2 separate regions of the Homo sapiens genome follow, and region 2 is linked to region 1. The links are chromatin loops, found by intact Hi-C in ENCODE. Cell type or tissue: heart left ventricle. All regions are shown on one strand. Links, peaks and the distances in the headings refer to the core of each region. The heading gives the core; the rest is flanking DNA. Region 1 overlaps MRTFB (myocardin related transcription factor B). Region 2 overlaps MRTFB (myocardin related transcription factor B).

Evidence for each region. A loop is a pair of places that touch in the nucleus more often than their neighbours do. Peaks named below come from ENCODE experiments on the same cell type or tissue, not always from the same donor. Only the 100,000 strongest peaks of a DNase experiment are listed, where the experiment ranks them.
Region 2: a loop joins it to region 1, with 4 times the contacts of the local background. A loop is called at or near these places in 2 of 110 quality-filtered maps.

What each region holds. Positions count from the first base shown.
Region 1 is chr16:14,197,137-14,207,815 of GRCh38, reverse strand. The region is part of intron 3 of MRTFB (myocardin related transcription factor B); the gene reads right to left. It also overlaps the pseudogene TVP23CP2 and the pseudogene LOC124903783. Among named protein-coding and RNA genes, the nearest start is that of TRT-CGT2-1, 83 kb to the left of the region's middle. In heart left ventricle, for the core only: a CTCF peak has its summit at 5,013; no DNase peak of the experiment used is centred there; H3K4me3 peaks cover 1,082 bases; H3K27ac peaks cover 1,271 bases.
Region 2 is chr16:14,259,959-14,270,637 of GRCh38, reverse strand. It overlaps MRTFB (myocardin related transcription factor B), which reads right to left. Exons shown (of 17, transcript NM_001308142.2): 17 at 3,865-9,729. The coding sequence ends at 9,194. Among named protein-coding and RNA genes, the nearest start is that of TRT-CGT2-1, 21 kb to the left of the region's middle. In heart left ventricle, for the core only: no CTCF peak of the experiment used is centred there; no DNase peak of the experiment used is centred there.

The DNA.
Region 1 (10,679 bases), core at 1,390-9,389:
GCTAGAACAGCTCACAGAACTCAGGAAGGCACTTTACCTATTATTAGTAGTTTATTCTAAAGGATACAACTCAGGGATAGCCAAATGGAAGAGACACATAGGGCATGGTATGGGAGAAGGGGCACAGAGCTCCCATGCCCTCTCTAGGTATACCACCTTTCCTCTGGCCATGCCTTGGTCTTTCTGGTGATCAGCCCCTATCTGGAAGCTACCTAAAGACCTTCAACTACCTGTCATCTCAGTAGCATACAAAAACCACTCTCATCACTCCAGAGAGTCCAAGGATCTTAGAAAGAAGCTCTTTGTCAAGAACTGGGGACTAAGACCAAATGTATAACAAATGATGCTCCTATTACTCAGGACATTTAGGAGAACTTTAGGAGTTCTGTGCCAGAAACCCAAGACAAAGAACACATATACATTTCTAATTATATTCACAATATCGTAGACACCAACCACCAATTATTAAAATAAAACAACACACACAAACATTTGTGTTTTCTATCCCATTTTCTATGTGGCCAAACAAGCAACCAAACAACCCTACTTATACTGCTTGAAGGTAGGAGAATAATTTCCCCAATTAACGCTCTCATCATTGCCTATAAAACTTTCCCAAGAAGCAAGAACCTCCCACTACAAGTATTATTCAAAGCAGCTGTGGCCATCGGCCTCCCCCAGGCACATTCATTTATTTAGAGCATATCTGTTAGGTGTCTGGGTACTGCATGGGGTACAAATCCATGGGAAAGAGCAGCAGCAGTAGCAGTGAAAGGAAGATCTTTTTTAAGCGACGTTAGGAAGAACATGAATGGAAGGGGAGGCAGAATTGCAAGTAACTAGCCATTTTGTTAAGTATGTTGATTACCCAGTTTTTTTTTTTTTTAGCTTTTATCTGCACCCATAGGTGGACACTACTGCACATATTATATTGAATATGAGGCACTATGTTCTAGCAAGAGATCAGGTACATTGCTACTTTGGGTAGTATTAAAACACAATTATACTTTGGGAGGCCGGGACGAGACTGGCAGATCATTGGAGCTCAGGAGTTTGAGACTAGCCTGGCCAACATGGTGAAACCCGTCTCCACTGAAAATATAAAAACTAGCCAGGCGAGGTGGCAGGTGCCTGTAATCCCAGCTACTCAGCAGGCTGAGGCAGAAGAATCGTTTGAACCCAGTGAGCCGAGATCGTGCCATTGCACTCAAGCCTGGGCAACAGAGCGAGACTCTGTCTCAAAACAAAAACACACAATTACAGTATTACTTGTTGATGTCAACTAAAACCAGTCATTCACAATTGACACAGGCTATTCTGAGAGCAACTACTACTTATAAAAAGTACAGATCATATAGGTATAGACTTATAATTTTGGCAGATATCAAACTTCCTTTCAGAACTTCTGTTCATCAAATTACTAACAAAATTAATGTATAAGTCACAGCAGATATCTGCACCTTAGACAGAGACCATCCAGGAAGAACATGGCTTGAATGATAGACAGCTTAATTGTCATGAGACACAGAAGTCAGGCAGAATGTACTGGTGCTTATCCACGACTGAGGAAGGGGTAAGGGACCCTGAAAACAGAGGACCAGACTCTTCTAATGATCAGAGAGGCATTCACGGTTGTGGGATCAGGAATGCTTTATCAAGTTTTCCTGGGACCTTCATGGATTAAGCCTGGAGACCTCCTTCCTCCCTTTTCAGCCTCCATGCTTACCCTCCATGTTTATATCTGCATGGAGGGGAAAAAAGGCTTAGACCACTGAATGTCACTCAGCCTTGCACAACTGCCTGACAAATTGTGCTTGTGTTGACAAGATTTCATATCTGTAGCTGCAACCAAAGACTAGACACTGGCCTGGTACTGTTTTCCTGCAGCAGAGGCAGTCTGGCAATGGCCTCATGTGTCAAAACTGAAACCAAGAGCATTCTCTCCCGGTGCCTTGCTGAGTAGATGAACCATACTATTGGGTTGACATCATAGCCTCCGTCTTCTTAGTAAGTTGAGTAACAGTATCTTCCATGGCCATCATGCAAGAAAAGGATACACGTACAAACTATAGAATCCTCAGGGGACTAAACAGTTCAAAACACTGAGTGTGTACATCCTTTCAGAAACAAAGGACATAAGTAATAAAGATAAACAGACTTCATGTTACAATTGCTCACATTTGAACATTTTCAAAGAATATTATTTTTGAAAAAGGTAAAGGCTAAACAATCCAACACATGGTCCTAAGAAGTCCTGAAATTTAGAATCATGGTTTAAAACAAGGTGTAAACCTGTTTCATTTTATCAAAAAAGGGGGACAGATATAAAAAAGCATATCTCATACAGGTAGCATTGTATTCTCTGTGCAAAACATTTACCCCAAGTTGACAATTCTACAAGAGCTGTATATTTCCAGATGACAAAACTCACAAGAGGCAGGCAAAGCACCCTCACGGATGGAGGGAGATGAGGTTATAAATCCATTTACTTACTGTATGTATCCCATCTTTCCTAACTAGCCTGGGTCCCAGGCATTTTTATTAAAAAAAATCTTTTCACACATGATAGGAGCCAAATATGTTCATTACACAAAATATGGAAATAGAAAACAGTAGGATAAAAAAACTAAAAAAGAAAATCACCGATAATATCATCATCCAGAGAGACACAACTAGAGTTACCATGTATTTCCTCTGTCTTTAAGCATAGATTTTGATTCTCTGCTTCTACATACTCCGATCACTCTGTAACTACAATGATAAATATTCTTATTATTTTAGTGGCTACATAAAATACTCTGTTAGGTGGATATGGCATAGTTTACTAAATAGTCCCTGTTTATCACTTAGGTTGTTTCCAATTTTTTAACTATAAATAATGCTGTGGTGCAATTTTTGTGTATAAAGTTAATTCTTCATTTCAGTTATTCCCTTAATTTGAATTCTTAAAAGGAAGACTATTCCAATGTAATATATATAAAGCATGATCATAAAGTAATGAGACTAATTTCCTCACGTATTAACCATTGTCTTTTGCAATTGTAGCAGACATATGTGAACATGGATACAGATGGCTATTTCATTTAAAGAAAAAAATTTATTGAATTATGATCTTTCATCTCTTAGGGCTAACATTTACAGTTTTCTATTACATTTCAATAAGGAGAAAAGGGTGTATAATTTTGAAATTTTTACTTAATCCTTATTCCTTATCACAACAGATAAAAACAATATTATGTCAATAGAGGTGTTTTGAATTTGCTCTACTTTTATGCAAGAAAAGTAAAAATTTGATTTTAATCCCAATTCCAAAAAAATGAAAGGTAGCTTATCCAATGATAAACTGAAAATGTCATTCCCAGCAATATGGTAGTTTAGATATAAAGTATCTTAAGTGTTACAGCTCTTTTAGAATTTGTCTAGCGGGTTTTCCATAAAAAAAAGTATCTTCTTTTAGTTCCTTTCCCCTGCTTCTTAAATGGTTTAGAGTGCTTTTAGAACAAAATTTTAAGATTCGTTTCCAATATAAAAAAACTGTAAGGCCAAACTCGGTGCTTCATGCCTGTAATCCCAGTGTTTGGGGAGGCTGAAGAGGGAGGATGGCTTGAGACCAGGAGTTTGAGAACAGCCTGGGCAACATAGTGAGACCCTGTCTCTACCAAAGAAAAATAAAAAATAAAAAAAATTAGCTGGCATGGTAGCACACACCTGTAGTCCCAGCTACTTGGGAGGCTCTGAGGTAGGAGGATCACTTGAGCCCAGGAGTTCGAGGCTATACAGTGAGCTATGATTGTACCACGGCACTCAAGCCTGGGCAATAGAGCAAGAACTCTGTCTCAAACAAACAAATAAACACACAAAACAAAACCTTTAAAATACAATAACTTCTTTCATGTGATACTTATAACCCTAATTCAAAAATTTCACATGCTTTTTGAACCAAGATATGTCTTTCCTCTTTTGTTTCCGTAAGTAGAATGTTGAAATTTTTTTTTTTTTTTTTTTTTTTTTCGAGACAGAGTCTTCCTCTGTCGCCCAGGCTGGAGTGCAGTGGTCTGATCTCAGCTCCCTGCAACCTCTGTCTCCTGGGTTCAAGTGATTCTTGTGCCTCAGCTTCCTGAGTAGCTGGGATTACAAGTTGTGTACCACCATGCCCGGCTAATCTGTTGTATTTTTAATAGAGACGGGGTTTTCCTATGTTGACCAGGCTGGTCTCCAACTCCTGGCCTCAAGTGTTCCATCCGCGTTGGCCTCCCAAAGTGTGAAATGTTGTCTTAATATGATGTAATTAAAGTGCCTTTTCCCCCTAAAGGAAACAACACATTGTATGCAGCATATTAATAACAAAGAGCAGTTTAGTTTGAGTTGAGCAAGCCGAGGCAAAGCATGGCTCTGGCCCTGAGTTTTCAGTGGGACATAGAGGACTGTATGTTACCAAAACAATGCAAAAATGACACTTTCTGGGGAGCATAATGGCAGGCAGCCATGGTCTTGGAAATTCTTTACGAACAGCTGGATTTCAGTTATGGGTATGAAGGAGGGTGGGAAAGGGGAGAGGGGAGAGGTGATGAACAGCTATCTGTGAGTTAGAGAGAAGCTCCAATGTATATTACTTAATTACAGGACAATGGACAGAATAAACTTTAGGATCATGAGGAGTGAAAAAAAAAAGCCTGAGCAGTCAAGTGAGGATTAGATGAACCATCTCTGAAGATGGAAAACTAAAGAATACTCTAGAATTGACTATGTATTGACTCTGAAGTCAGTACTAGGTAATAAACAGATCCTAGTTTCAGTTGTTTATTTTTCAAACAGATGTCAGGGTAGTTAAGAGAATGAAGTGGTTGGACTTTGGCAAACATTTATTATGCATTGTTTAAATAGTATTAAGTGAAGGCCTGATCCTGTAAAAACAAGACAGTTTAGAAAAGCCAGCTTCCTCATATTATCTTTTGAGCTTGGATACAGGAGGGATTAATTGGATTCCATTCAATACTTGTTTCAGTGTTTGATCAGATAGCAGTGTGGTGGCCAAATGTAGAATTGCACTTGTTTAATCAGGTAAGGACTTGAAAACAATTGTACTGAAAGGGCAAAAGACTGATGAACTACTTTTCCTTTCTCTTAAAAATAAATGTTTAAAATGGTGGTGGCTATTACTAATTATTACCACTACTATTACATTAGACACTTGGTGAAAATAACACTTTTTTTCTCCAAATATAAAACCATAAGGCTTTAAAAATTTTAGTTCCACAAAGATTCACAAATTTATAGTTCTCTGCTGTGAATAGTTTATTTTGCAGTCAAAGGGGAGAAAGTCAAATCACGAAGGGTCTCCTTCTGAGCCCGGGACTCAAACAGAACACTATGTGTACTGTTAGTATCTTGATTTAAGAATCCCTGTTTTATAATACATTTTTCTTTTATTTGTTAAAATAAAGTATACATGCACATAAAAAGAGATTTTAAAAAGAAAAGTGAAAGTTAATCCATTCTACTTCAGACCTTCAGTCATTCTCCCCAGAGGTAACCACTGTTAGATTTCTATGGCTCGGAGAAGATGTCTTGTGAATTGTCCACCAATGTTATATATAACATATGCAAAGGAAGTATATGTGTCAGATAATAGTATTTATATAGTTTGGTAATTTGCTTAAAGAATATCAAGGAATCTAGCTCTTTTTTTTTTTTTTGCCTTGTAAACAGTAGAATTTTATACAAATATAAAGTTTTGCACCTTCAAAGCTATCACTCTAATAAGACACTTATTCAATTAAACAAATAATCTTAAAAACTATTTTAACAATGTACAAATACATTCACAACATAATCTGCTGATTAAGACTTCAACAAGGTTTATAATACCTACGACAGAATTTACAGATGCCTACAATAGTTTGTAGATTGGTTTAGTTTACAGTTACATAGATTGCTTTAAGAAATACCATTAATACAAATGCATAATTTACAATATCCCCATTATAGCAAGAAAACGATAGATTCAGAAAATAAAATGTCTTTTAGGCATTTATTATGCCAAGTATGTAAATGATTATTCTCATTATGACATGAGAATAATGCTCTTTTAGTGGTAAAAGCTCTATTAGCTCAAGGTCCACTGAAGAGCTTTCAATCTAGCTATCCTTTCTGTAAAATAAATAGAACAGCAGCAATCTCTGGGTATTCCTTAAACTACGATGATTCCACTTATATTAACTGGGCCTTAAGTAGATGACTTCTTACAAATAAAAATAAAATTTTATAAAGTAGTTAGTACCACTGGCCCTAACTGTTTTCACTTGCTTGCAAACATCTAAGAAATTTCCCCAGGAAGTACATATTAAAAACTAACAATTATTTCTAACTTACACAGAAGCCAAAGTGCTCACTCTTACCATGGAAGCAAAACTTTCTCCTGAAAACAATCTACAGAAATAATATGTAAACATATAGAGCTTTGAGACACACTAAGAACATCCTCCTATGTTCTATGGATCACAATGCAAAGGTCTCCATTGCCTATGTAAATGAACACTTTCGTTAACTTGGGATATACTGATATTACATGGCCGTGTGCATACCTATGGAATGTGCATACCTACACCACAGAATAAATCTTGACAATGTTTCTAGTGCCAACATATACTTTCTCGCCCCAACTGCTGGAAATAAAAACTTAATACGAAAACTATTTTTCCTTTTTATAAATAAAGTTTTTAAGTGGAAAAACAAAGCCAACACTCCTCGTTGCAACATGGACTAAGCTCTAAAAGGTTCAAAGTCAAGACTTATCTCTTCAGTTGTTCCCCAATGTAACAAAGCACATAAGCTTTCTCTCTTCAGGAAGTCTGATCATCTCCAGTGTTTTGTCTTAAAAACTGCTTTCCAAAATATAAAGTAGCCATGCTGGTTAAATTCTTTCTGCTGCCCACCTTACACCTGAGGTAACCATACAGGTTGGCACCTTGTAGCACCACACCCACGATAACCACCGCCAACCACTTTTTACTCTGAAGGAGAAGCGTGCACTGAAGGCAAGTATCACCCACAGCACTGGACAGGCAACAAGTCCCAACCAAAAGATTCCTGATTCAGCCTCTGACACAGTTTCATTCTCTTGAGAGGACTCCTTTCTAGATTCAAACACCCAGTGGCTCTTTCCATCTTCATCAACGTGATTCCACCAACGTAGGCCAACCATTAGTCTACCTGTGATATTCTTCACTGCCCAAAAGTCACATGACAACAAGATAATTGTTACCATACAGGTAATAAAGCTGCTGCTGAGCAATTCACAGAGAAGACAGACGATGATTGCACTGACTCGAAAGAATAAGTGGAAAAACGATGCTACTGGATGTCTGATTTTGACTTTTCTTGGTCTATTAGTCGTCTCCTCTTCCGCATCAAACAGTGAAACATCTTTAGTGTCATCATTACTATCCTGCTGCAACATGGCGGCCCTACGCCAGCCTTACTTCCGGGAGCCACGTCAGCGCAGCAGCGTACGGGTCCGGGTCGGAACTCAGAATCTAGCTCTTTCTTAAAGGCTGTATCTAACATATGGATGTATTATTCATATACTTAAGCTACCAGGTTTTTTGCTATTACAAATAATGCTATAATGAATATCCTCATTCATTTTGGGGGCATCCTTTGATGATATACCTATAAATTAAATTTCTAATAATGGAACACGCCCTTAAAACTTTGATAAGGTCACTTTGCCTTCCAAATGGTTGTGCCAATCTGTAGTCCAGCTTACAAGGTAAGATAGTACCTTTTTATTTTTCCCCTTCCCCACAATGTATAACATTAAGTTTTAAGGTAAATTTAAATTCAGAAACAAAGATTACCTCCTCTCACCTAAGGGTACTAGTGATATCATGTCAAATAATATAAATAACTAATAAGCAGTGAAGAACTGTAAGATATAAAAAGAATTAGTGAGGACAATGGGGCTGGGTTTCTGACTCAATGGGGAAATATTTACCGTGGTTTTCAAAAGCTCAGGGTAAGCTTTCTCTTGAAACCAAACATTTATTTCCAAATTTCATAGAATTTTCTGATGTTCCAGGATAGAAACTTTGAGCACAGGACTTATTTTTTCTTCAACTCCATCATGGCTGAGAGATGTAATGAATAGATTTGAGATACATTTAGAATCAAATCAACAGTGTATGGCAAGGGAGTGGACAGTGTGTTTGAAGGAGGAAGAGGTCACAAAGATGATCCTGGGTTTCAGGCTTAAGCACCTGGGTAGACCATTTACTGAGATAAGGAATGCATGCTGGCTATTAGGAAGCGCAGTCTTGGGCATGTTTGAATAGGAAGTGGAGATGTTAAAATGGCAGTTGGCTACATGGGTCCCGATTTCAGAAGGTCTTGGCAGAGAGTGGAATTTGGAAGTTGTCACTTATGTAGTATTTGAAGCCACAGGAGTTTGCTGAGGTAGAGAATATAAATAGAGAGGAAAAGAAAGCCCGGGACTGAGCTCTTAAGAAAGCCAACAAATAGAAGCCCTGTTACAGGTCAGATAGGGAAGGAAGATCCAACAAAGGAAGGCAGAGGAAGCTGCCTAAAAAGGCGGAGGGAACCAGGAGGGTGTGTGTAAGAGTTTTTAAAGGAGGCATGATCAAGTGTGTCAAATGCTGCTGTTTTAATCCCTGGAGGAGCTACTTTTGTAAAGTGATGGATGTAAGTCAGGTTGGAGGAGGTCAGGTGTGAACGAGAGGCAAGAGTGTAAGCATGCTTTCAAGATGCTGCCCAGGAAGAGCAAGGGAGAAAGTGAAAACTTGAGGGTGTGAAACTTGAAGTTGGAAAATAATTGAGCAAGTTTATAATTGATGAAGAGCAAAAGAGAGGGAAGGGGAGAAGAAAGAAATAAGAATGAATACAAATGAGAGAATGAACAAGAGCATAAGAGATAGCAGGTACCTTGAAGGCAGTAGGAAGGGGACAGATGTACAAAGACATCCTTTATTAAGAGACACTTCCTCTATCATAATAGGAGGGCAATGAGGATTGGCGACTGCTGCAAGAAGCTTTACAGCTTTGGTCTGGGACATCTAGGGAGTTCCCAGATAATGGCTTTTAACTTTTTGGAGAAGTTGAAAGAAAGGTCATCTGTTCCAAGTGAGATGGGTAAAGGGAAAGTTAATTTTGAGGCCAGTGAAGGAGGTTTGGAATAATCACTGTAGACTGTGAAGAGAAAGTCAAGAAGAGAAACATGGTTATGCATTACCGAAATGCTCCAACTAGTAAAGGCAACAGCCAGGGGGAGAGAAATCAGGAAACTGCATGGCAAGTTATTCACTGGCTCTAAATGGTATCATTTTTATCAGAGGAAAAGACCATAAGATACAAAATTAGAACATTTAGCAGTTCTTTCTAAAGTCTTTCCTAAAGAAGTTCTTTTCTAAACTGAATATAATTTTAGTTTATAACAATTGCAGCCCAGCAATTCTACTCCTAGGTGAAATAAGAATTGGAAACAAGTACTCAAACAAATACATGTACACACATGTCCATAGCAACTCTATTCACAATAGCCAAGAGGCAGAAACTGCCCAAATGTCATCAACAGATGAATGGATAAACAAATTGTGGCATATCCATACAATGGAATATTATTCAGTCATAAAAATAAATTAAATACTCATACTACAATGTGGATGAAACTGAAAAACATTACAAGGAAAAGAAGTCAGATATAAAAGCTCACATATTGTATGAGTCCCCATTTACATGAAATATCCAGAACTGGTAAATTCAGAGACAGAGTGCAGATTGGTGGTTGCCAGGGATTGCGGGGAAGGGAGCATGACAGCAACTGCTTAATCGTTAATTTTATGTTATGTGAATTTCACTTCAGTAATTAAAAAAAAGGAACAGTTAGCAGAACAGACATTATGAAACTAATTTCTCAATAATCACATTTCTTATTTCCTACCCACCCCTGGCTGGCCCCTCTCACCACCATAATTCCATTAACCATTAATAATGATTTGATCTTTTAACAATTTGGTAACTACAATAACAACTACATTATATATTCCCCATCACACTGCACGCTAGATATCTATATTTTGCCTCTATTTGCCCTACTAGACCTCATCCTTATATTTCTAGCACCTTCCACAATGCTTACCATATATATAAGTTTTAATAAACATGTTTTACTTAAATTTGCATGGTATACTTAGAGCATATAACTGAGTTGCTATTTTCTAAGAAAACAGAATACAATGTCACATTTAAGAATAAATTAACAAAATAATTTTCTATGGGCAAGTGATTATCATGGGGGCAAAACCAACACCGTTTCACTTCATTGCGGGAATTTGGAGTTTGGAGTTATTTTTGAATTGCTGATGATGGTAGGAACGAAGACAAAATGTAATTATGTTGTTCTGAAGGGTAAAAGACTAAAAAGGAGGGGCTATGAGTAAAAAAGTAAAGAAGGCCATGAAAAAGTGGTAGATTTCTCCACTTAGAATTAATGCGAAATTCAAGCTGCATTAAAGAAGAGAAAGCACTGGCCAGGCACGATGGCTCACGCCTGTAATCCCAGCACTTTGGGAGGCTTAGGCAGGCGGATCACTTGAGGTCAGGAGTTCGAGACCAGCCTGGCCAATATGGTGAAACCCCTATTAAAAATACAAAGATCAGCCAGG
Region 2 (10,679 bases), core at 1,203-9,202, 63 kb before region 1:
GGATGCCTTTTATTTCTTTTTCTTGTATAATTGTCCTGGGTAGAAACTCTAGTACAATGTTGAACAGAAGTTCTAAGAGTGGACATCCGTTTTTTCCTGAGCACTGGAGACAAGCATTCAGTCTTTCACCACTATGTATAATGATAGTTGTGGGTTTTGTGTAAATGACCTTTATAACGTGAGAAAGTTCCTTTCTATTTCTAGTTCATTGCATTTTTATTGTGAAGGGGTGTTGAATTTTGTCAAGTGCTTTTTCTGTGTGTATTGGGATAATCATGTAGTTTTTGTACTTTATTCTATGGATAGGGTGTTTTGCATTAATGGATTTTCAGAGGTTAAACCAACTTTGCATTCCAGGAATAAACCCCACTTGGTCATGCTATATAACAGTTTTTGCATATTACTGGATTTCATTTGCCAGTATTTTATTTAGGACTTTAGTTTCTATATACATCAGAAATATCGTTCTTACTAATCTTTTTTACCATAAAATATTTCCAACTCACAAAAAATAGGGATAGTTAAAATCAACTAGTTAACAATTAGTATTTTGCTATATTGGCTATAGAATTATTAAATATTAGAAAGTTAAAGCCTCCTTTCAGATGTTCCCCAATCTAGTTTTTTCTTTCCAGAAATATTCTGAATCTTGAAACTGACCTGAGTCCTTACCACCCATGTTTTTATACTTTATAAAACACACAGCCTTGTTTTAAAATGTTACTTGAATTATGCAGGCTTTATTCTGCACTTTTTTCCCCCTCAGCATTTTGTTTCAAGATTCTTTTACATTGGCACATTAGATTTAGTTCATTCCTGTAAATTGCAGTGTTTAATGGTTCTCTAATTGAAAGGCATAGGAGTTGCTTGCAATTTTTGCTTTGTAAATGCTTTAGTGTTCATTCTTACACGTGATTTCCTGTGTACGTCTGTGTTTCTCAAGGATGTGTACAAAAAATTGATTTGCTGGATCACAGAGTTTGTGTGTCTTCAACCTTGCTAGGTATTTAAAAATCTTACTGCTCTTGAGCTTTGGTATGTGTTCAAATGGTTACAGAAGCCCCAGCAAGATAGTGTTTAATAACAAGTCATTTTGCATGGCCCAGTCAGTAGAGTTCACTTAAAACGCTCCAGTCTTGGACTCCATGTTCTGGCTGGCTTTAATCTAGTAAAAAGCCATACATTGGATGCCATTAAACATTTGTGAGCAGGTACTTTAGAAAATGTGAGAGACTGAGGAGGTCTAATCAAGACAGTTAGTGGAACCTCATGATAGACATGAATTAAGCTGTACTCAATTGTATTCACAAAGTATCTGGACAAAGGCAGAGAGTTGTATATAGAGTCTACAGGAATGGTGCTATGGTTTGAATGTTTGTGTCTCTAAAATTCATGTTGAATCTTAATCCCCATGCAATGTATTAGAAGTTTGGACCTTTAGGAGGTGATTAAGTGATGAGGGCTCTGCTCTCATGAATGGGATTTAGTGCCCTTATAAAAGGCAGCCTGTTTGTGTGTGTTGTGTGTGTGTGTTTTGGCCTTTCTGTCCCTTCCTCTTTGTGAGGATGCAGCAAAAAGGCACCATCTTCCAAGCAGAGACCTGGACCTCACCAGACACTGAATCTGCTGGAACCTTGATGTTGGATCTTCCAGTCTCTAGAACTGTGACCACTATGTTTCAGCTGTTTGTAAATTGTCCAGTCTGAGGTATTTTATTATAGCTCCCTGAACAGACTAAGACAGATGGTTTGGGTTCTGGGGTTTCAGAAGCTTGGTCTCAAATCTGTGCTGTTTCCTTTGTGATTTCAGGCAAGTCATTTGCCTTCCTTTTTTTTTTTTTTTTTGAGATGGAGTTTCACTCTTGTTGCCCAGGCTGGATTGCAATGGCGTGATCTCGGCTCACTGCAACCTCCACCTCCTAGGTTCAAGGGATTTTCCTGCCTCAGCCTACCAAGTAGCTGGGACTACAGGCATGCACCACCATGCCTGGCTAGTTTTTTTGTGTGTGTGTTTAGTAGAGATGGAGTTTCACCATGTTGTTCAGTCTAGTCTTGAACTACTGACCTCAGGTGACCCACCCGCCTTGGCCTCCCAAAGTGCTGGGATTACAGGTGTGAGCCACTGCACCCGGCCTCAAAGGTCTTTATTTGAATCTTGGATGGGAAACACTTTAATTCTTAACAATTAACCTGACTAAAAGCCCTTTTTCACCATTAATCAAACTTCAGCTTTGGCTTGGACAGTATTAGCATTGAAATAATTTGGGGTTTGGATGCTTCTGACAAGTCTGTTGTACGTCCAATGGCAAGCAGGAGGACGCTGCAGAGTGAGCACCCACAGGGCCATCATTCACGGATTTCCCCGTGGAATGATCTGTGACGCAATCGCATCCAACGAAAGGGCACAGAAAATGTTGATGAGGACCCTTGTTTCTCATCTCATCACACAACATAGGTTTAATTTAATTAGCCTGTCATGCATATTAACAGAAAAGACAGGACATCAATATGAGACTTCTTTCTGAAAGTTAAATTAGAAGTAATACTTGGCCAGGTGCAGTGGCTCACACCTGTGATCCCTGTGCTTTGAGAGGCTGAGGTGGGTGGATCACCTGAGGTCAGGAGTTCGAGACCAGCCTGGCTAACATGGTGAAACCCCAAAGCTACTAAAAAAATATAAAAATTGGCCAGGCATGGTGGCACGTGCCTGTAGTCCCAGCTACTTGGGAGGCTGAGGCTGAGGCAGGAGAATCACTTGAACCCAGGCAGCAGAGGGTTGCAGTGAGCCGAGATTGTGCCACCACACTCCAGCCTCGGTGACTGAGTGAGACTCTGTCTCAAAAAACAACAAAACTAATAAATAAAAAAAAATCTGTTGCAGGAAAAAACAATTTCTCCAATTAATTCTGACCTTGCCCAAGGGGCTGTCTGCCATGACAGCTTCCCCAGAGTTTCCTGTGACATCCCTTGCTCACTCCTCTTGGGCTCCCAGGGCACGTGCAATGCTTCCTTTGGCAAAGTTTTCTCTCAGACCAGCAGGGAGGTCTATTTTCTCCCCAAGGGCAGGATCTCTGCCTGGAACATATGATACTTTATGAATGGTTTAACCCTTTGCGCATCATCTCACTGGTCTGTTGAGGCTGCACTCTGGTTCCCTAAGTGTAATGAACATTTTGCTGTGTTTTGGTAATCAATATCTTTCTTTTCCCCTTTTCTGTGGTTGATACTCGGGCCTTTTTTCTTAATCAAATATTGATATATGGTATAGTTATTAGAGTTTACTCATTACTATTTTGTTTCTTCAAAGCAAAGAGAAAAAAAATTTTAACCAAACTCTGTTTTAAATGTTGGCTTCTGAGTTGAAATGAAATGCCATCTTACTAAAAGCATACTGAATTCTAAAGACCATTTTGTACAGTCTATAAAAATACCTCATATAAATAGTTGCTTTTGAAACTTGGCTAGATTGAAGGATTATGTGGGTCTTTCAGGAATTGTGGTGGTGGTGCATTGATGTTATTGAGTCAGTTTTCATTGTGCGTGTGTGCGCGCCGAGTGTGAAAATCAACCCCCTAGGGAGAACTACATATTTCTAACTTTCATTGTGGAAGAAAGAAACTCACTTTGTGTAAATCTTGACATATTCAAGTTCAGCTCGTACCTGTGAGTTTCTATTTTGTATCTCATGGTCTTGGATCCAGGGGAGGGTGACAAGTTCACAGGCTTGGCCTGCTGGCTTTCTGTTGTGAGTTGTATGCTAAAGGTATAGTGTCTCCTCCTAATAAATCCACTCCCGTTCCACAGTCTACAATGGCTCCACCAACCCATAGGGAGTGGTCTTTCCTCTGCACAGCAAGAATCATAGTACATCAAAATGTCTTTTATTTGAGACACAAAAATGCAAAATTGCTGAGATATCAAACATTTCCCGATCAGCTACAATACTGCCACTATGTACAAAAGATCTGATGATAAATGTGCACACATATAAAAATACAGTATGCATTACTTATGTACAGTACATGTGCAAAATGTATGGCATTCAAACATGATATGGAATTGATTTCAGGGGTGCAAACAGCAAATACAAAGGCATCATGGTTTTTCTTTTAAAAAACAACATAAAGGCAATAGATGAATGGACCCCCGATTGCCATAATTTTTTGTTGATTAAACTAGTGCTTCAACAAGCAGGGCTCTGTAGATTGGTATCTTTCTCCTTTTTTTCATAAAGTGAGATGCTAAGACATAATGTGACAATGAAAATAAGAAGAGAAACACCTATCACATTGCATTTCTATTGCAAGCAAGAAAAGAAAACTAATTTCTACATAGAAAAAAAACTTTGTATTACTACTGAATGTTACTCTTAAACCAACAAAACAACTCTATACTATTTTACATGAAAACAATAAGAGAAATATCTACATCTTAGTGAAAATTATAACCTTAAATGGATAATACCTTTTTGGGGCTGATTTTTGAGATCTCATTAGTCTCAAATTTTAAATAAAAAGTGCCTCCTTTTGGCAAATACTTGGCAATGCCTTTGGTTCCTTTAAAGCAAGTTTGCATTACTATTGGTTACTTGAGGTCAAGTACTTTTGGTAGATACTAAACCCTTTCCTAAATGCTTCCTCTTCCTACCAAATTAGCAAGATTCCTTACAGCATCACGTAGAGAGGTAATTGTTACGAGTTTCAGTATTCTATAAACTTTGTTAAAGCTTTGTCTTAGTAGTTGGCATAAAGCTCTGTTAAACACTATAGATGTGATGATATCTCTGATAACATATTTTATTTGATTCCCGACAGCACCTTGTAGATCCGAGATTGCCATCTTATTGTCACAAAGCTGTGACACCACAGAGCAAAGTGTTTGCATGGAGGGTAAGAGCTCTTCTGTAAACATGTGCAGCTTTTCGAATTGTAGGCCTTCCATGAAAGATTTCAGGTAGAAACCCTTTGTAATGATGTGTTTCCCTGGATACTGCAAGAAAGGGCGAATGTGGAAAAAACACGCACCTGCTCATTGCCATGCAGACAGAGTCACTTTACAAATAAAAATGTAGCTCAGAGAGACTGCTGAATGAGCAAGTTATTGAAGGTTTGAACCAGGAAAAAAAAATTACTACATCTTAGTTGTTTTCCAGTTTTGACTGAAATCACTTAAAAGATGAGTTGAAATGCAGTTAGGATGCTCTCCAGATACACACTGATGCATTTGTAAGCTATGTTCCTTGAAAAACCTGACCTTCCAGTTAATGTTCTTTGATAATTTTGGGCTAATTCTGTGGCCTCTAGGGCGGTGGGACGATTTGTATGGGTATTCTCTTGTCAGTATTCAATATTCATGTTTACAGTAGCAGATATTGAAAAATGGAGGGTTATTTGTGAATTTGGTTAAATTGACACATGTTGCTCTGCTAGTAGACACTGAATAGCTATTCTCTTTACATTTCTCTAAAAAGTCCCCAGCGGCACCATGAGCTCCCCACCTGAGTGACAGCCAGGACTTCTGTGAGGCTACCGTCAGGTGGGTGCATGGAAGCCAGTGAGGATGTATACTGAAATGTGGGCTTCTCACAAATATTTTAAACCCTGCCAAAGTGCTTTACCACGTCTCTAAGGCCAAGTCCATTTGAGGACAGTAAAGGGACTATCTCATCACTTGTGGGGATAGCTGTTTTGTCAACTGCTATGGCTGATTTCAGCCTGGGAATTCTGAAAGGACTGTGAAGAAAGCTATGCTGCCTGGAATGATCTGGGGTTGAGGGTCCAGGAAGCCTGAGTCAGCTCTGGTGACAAAATAGGTAGTGCGCCCCTGAGCCATCACTCAGGGTATGCTGACTGCACAGTTCAGAGGTGCTATCTCATTACTATGACTTTGCCTTCCATAGGCAGCAGCTTGCAGGCAGCACCACCCTGCCTTTGCCACTGTTTCTAAACAGCACTGAAAGCCAAAAAGTGTCAGTTACATGGATCACAGAACCATGCGGCTTTTAAAAAGGAAATTTAAATAAGATCTCTTTTAGAATTACAAAAATATTCATATGAAACAAACACAATAGTATCTAAGCAAGAAATTCCACAAATTCAGAATACATCTATGTACAATTATGTGGCAATACTATACAGTAGATTGCACATTTCAGGAAAAACACTAGAACGTGAACCACTAACACTGTCCTATGAGGTTTCCTAGTGGATGCTTTGCTGAAATGTACAAGATGACCACCTACTCCTAGACTTTCAAAGACTTTACAGAAATTTTGGTATAACTTTTAAATTCATCCCACCCCCAGTAGGATGATCTGACTATCTACATACAGCAGAAAGGTAAGGCTGGTACTACTGTGTTTTGAGAACATGTAGGAAAGTAAGATGGGGATGTGAGATAATGCCTTTCTAGGAGTTATTTTCTTGGCAGTATGATACTTTACAATATGATATACAACAGTACCACTGCTTAAACCACACACGTGCATAATGAAAATTCAACTGGCGACTTTGACTTGTGCTGTAATGGCTGTGACACTAACCTAAACAACAACAACAACCAGTCTTTAGTCAATATCCACCCTTCCTCATTGCACTCACCATCACACGCACTGAGTCCGGTCAGAAGGGCCTTGTTTACAGAGTATCATCTTTGGTCATGTCACATGAGTGTGAGCACATAGCGCGTCCTCACTCCAACCTGGAACATGTAGTGGAGATCCTGGAGAGCAGCACTCGTGTCACAGGTGCCTGGCTGGTGACCCAAGCCAGGAGAGAGGAGGGTCAAGCGGAATGGTGCAAGTGGAGTGGCTTGCAGAGTTAATGGGTAGAGATGCCTTGTCTTTTTAAAAGTGAAATACTGGTTTATAAAGGTTTAAACACATATGTGAAGTGGGCACTTTAGCAATTCATAGGAGAGTAGGCCAATGAGATAGCATTTTCTTGCACTGCACTGTGTATTTTTGGAGAGCAACCTTCCTGTGGCATGTTTCAAACCCTATTTTAAAAAGCAATAAAGGGACCCGAGAGCTAGAAAACTATCTACACAATTCAGGATTATGGAAATATAAAGTTATTCAACGAGAGTCAATGGTACTAGTGTTCGGTTACCTTCTACAGTCCCACTGATATTTGGTGCTAATTTAATAAGCCATTCAAATCTGAATGAAGAAGATGCTCAGGGTCTAAGTATGGACCTGATAGGCCCAGACAGAAACCCTCAGCAAAAAAACTGTGGCCAAGAACTGTAAGAAAAATACTTTCCCAAGTAAATAGCCTGGCCCTGGAGACAGGCCCCTCTCAATGGAACTGACTCGAGGATTCACAGAACATCTAGTGTGGTAAACTCTTGTAGGGCTTGGTCAAATGACGGTGTTCTGGTTAACAGAGAGTTATTGTATCCCGTGTGTTGGTTTACCAATTTCTGAACACTTAAACTATTCATCACAGACTACACTGAGCACAGTGGCCTCTGCCTTGAACCGTCTGGAAGGCACATGAGCACTGTTAGTGCCTTTGAGTCAGGAAGTGCCAGTGAGCAGAGGGCTCCAGTGTGCTCATGCTGGAAAAGCAGACTTTTGTTACACGTAGTAAAATTTATAAACCACACACACACAAATCAGAAATAAGATCAGCTCTTAGGCAAAACACAAACCCAGAAATAATTCACAAATTCTTTCCAAATAACGGGTCAGGCTGCCTCCGGCATGTCAGTATGGAACATTTACCATTTTGTGACCCAGGGGAACCAACCTGACCTGAGGGTTTACACAAGGGTGAGGTGGAGAGCACAATATTATTATTTAAGAAAAATCTCCATGCTCTTTTGGTAGATTTCAGTTTTTTGTTATTTACATTTTGTCATATACCTCAATGACTAGCTTGAAATAATCCTGTGATAGTTGGCATTTTAGAAAATTCTTAAGAAATGACTTAACACATATGTAATAACTGTTTTCTATATAAAAACACTAATAAAGCCTCCAGTTTTTCAATCTTAGGCTTGACAATATAGTGAGAGCTCTGGTAGAATATCCAGTTACAAGCCTGTAAAATGATAACCAGGGTTAGTGACAGAAGAAAGAGGGCCAGGGCAGGGACGTGGAGGCCCACCTTGTGGCACAATCTGACCTGTACTCATCATGGGAATGTCCTGGGTAGATGACAGACCTTCCCCTTACCTTCCATTCTTCTAACTCGCCAGCTCAGAAAGATATTTCATGCTAAAGCCTTTTCTTGGTTCTTTGAGATGGGTCTGGTTACCTGAAAGTTAGTCAGCAATTCTTTAAATACAGAAATACATGTGGCTCAAGTACTCTAGAAATATTCGAGCTATTAAAAAAGTAGGACCTTGGATACCCATTTCCTTACCCCAGCGTAGGCTGTACAAATCACAATGTCAGAGCATACATACAAATGTCTAATATATACATTAAAATCAATCTAACCAACCCAGAAGGTTGCTAATAGAATTTTCAGTGTTATCAGTATACCTGGACTTCTGACAGTATTTTGTAGGTATCTTCTGTTTATGTTGAAAGATCTTGCATTTAAATTTAAATTTGGAAATATAAAGTACGATTCCAAAAAATCACAAAATAAACTACAACACCAAAAAAACGACACAGGTTTCTGAATAGAACCAAAAGTCTTCAGCCAGAAGCTGTCACTGAACTGGCCAAGGCTCTCCACTGCCTTTGACCTCTGCTGTGTCTTGGGCCTGGCTCCGGCCGTCTCTAGGAAGTACCAAGTGCAGTGACCTCTCACCTCCCTCACATCAGCCTTAGTTTTTGAGTGGAGCTGTCTGCCTTTTATTTAGGGTCTTAAAGTGACCAGAGATTTAAATGTAGTTAATTACCAGAATCCTAACGTCACTGTGCTGCATATATTACTCTTCTTTGTTTTTATCTAAAGGTACTTTTCATTCTTTACTGAAGTCTGGAGAAATAGATGAGTCGTCTTTGACAAGTGCGATTTTCAGAAGGCCCTGTGCTATGTTAAACTGTAGAAATTCACTACTGAACACAATGAAATGTTTTCAAACTTGGGTTCCAGGCTATGACCTTCCACCTATTCTTTCTGTGACAACATATTTTGATTGCAACAATGCAACTATAGATCTATCTCTAAAAACTGACCTTTTAGAATCTTCATGTTCTTAAACCTCATCAACTCTCAGAAAAGAAATCTGTGACGTTAGTCCCATGGCAGCGGTAGGTCCTGTGGGTCTAGAAAGTCAGCAGAGAACATGCTCGGCGCGGTGGTGCTGAGAGGAGTGAGTCCTGAAGAGGAGTTGGGCATGGTAATGTCCAACCACTCCATGTTGTCCAAGTTTGAGTCTGACAGGTCGAGAGACAGACAGGGAGTACCTGCAGCAAACTGGGTCTCGGAAGTCTCCATGGGTGAGTGTGAATGGTCCAGCATACCTGAGTGACTCAGCAGATCATTCTGGAGGTCCTCGATCAGAGAGAAGGGCTCTCTGTCTTCACTGCTGCTTTGTAGTGGAGGAATTTCATTGGCTGAGGGTAAAGTTCCATCCAAGAAAGCTTCTAGTTGGTTCTCTAAGCTGGCAGATAAACTGCCCATAGGTTCTAAAGATACAGGTGGTGCCATTTGGACTTGGGGTGGTGGCCGGGACACCACTGTATTCACTGGCATTGTGGTGATGCTGGCTGTCACTGGTCTCATTTTGGAAATAGGAGAAGGTTCTTCTTTTATGGGGAGGGAGATCTCTGTGTAAAATAAATGAAGTAATTAGTAACTGAAGATTTACTACTACTTAAAAATTTTTATTAATTACTAGGACAGTTACATTGCTATTATGCGATTCCTTCTATGCACGTCCGTCTTAGAAGTAGGAAGAGAATGCTATTGGTCAGGTACAATCCTTGACAACCTTTAGGATGATGGATCATTTTAGTCAAATAGATAAACATAAAAGTTTATTACATTCCTTTTTGTTGTAAATTTAGTCAGCAGACTGTCCAAGACCAGTTTATTACATTCTGATATGCTTTAAATTCTTCTCAGTAAGACTAAGCATTAAAAGCAGTTATATCTCACTAGATAGGTATCAATGGTTTTAGATTATTTTATCTTTGAGTCGTTATTTTGTCATTAAAGTTTTAAGATAGGGCTCATATCATCCTATGAATCTATCTATAGCAACATGATACTCCTAATATAAATGTTGAAATGTACATCCTGAGTTTGTGCTGAGACATGAAGTACATCCTCAATGTTATGAAAGAGGTAATTACATTCTTTTTTCCTTTTTTTTTTTTTTATCATTACAGTTGGACTGGGTACCCAATTTAGCCATGTGCATTCTGTGTAAAGTTCTGAAAATATACAATGACATTTGATTTCATTTCTGAATTAAAGCTAACATATGGTTCCTTTGATCCTTTTCTTTTAAGGTGAGGTGGATCACTTGGTTATCTCTTTCACTTTTTGGTCTTGTTTTCTGAGCTTATATAAAATTTTGATGATTTGGTAAATGTCTTCATTATGTGTTATTCCTTGCCAGATCAGGCAGCAAATTAACAGACCATCTTCTATAAATACTGGCGTTCACTAAACTACATAAATGAATGAAGTATCTTAAGTTTTATGAGGCTATGATTGGTTTCATTTATATGCAGATACACTAGGAAAAATAAATTAACAATACCTCTTAAAG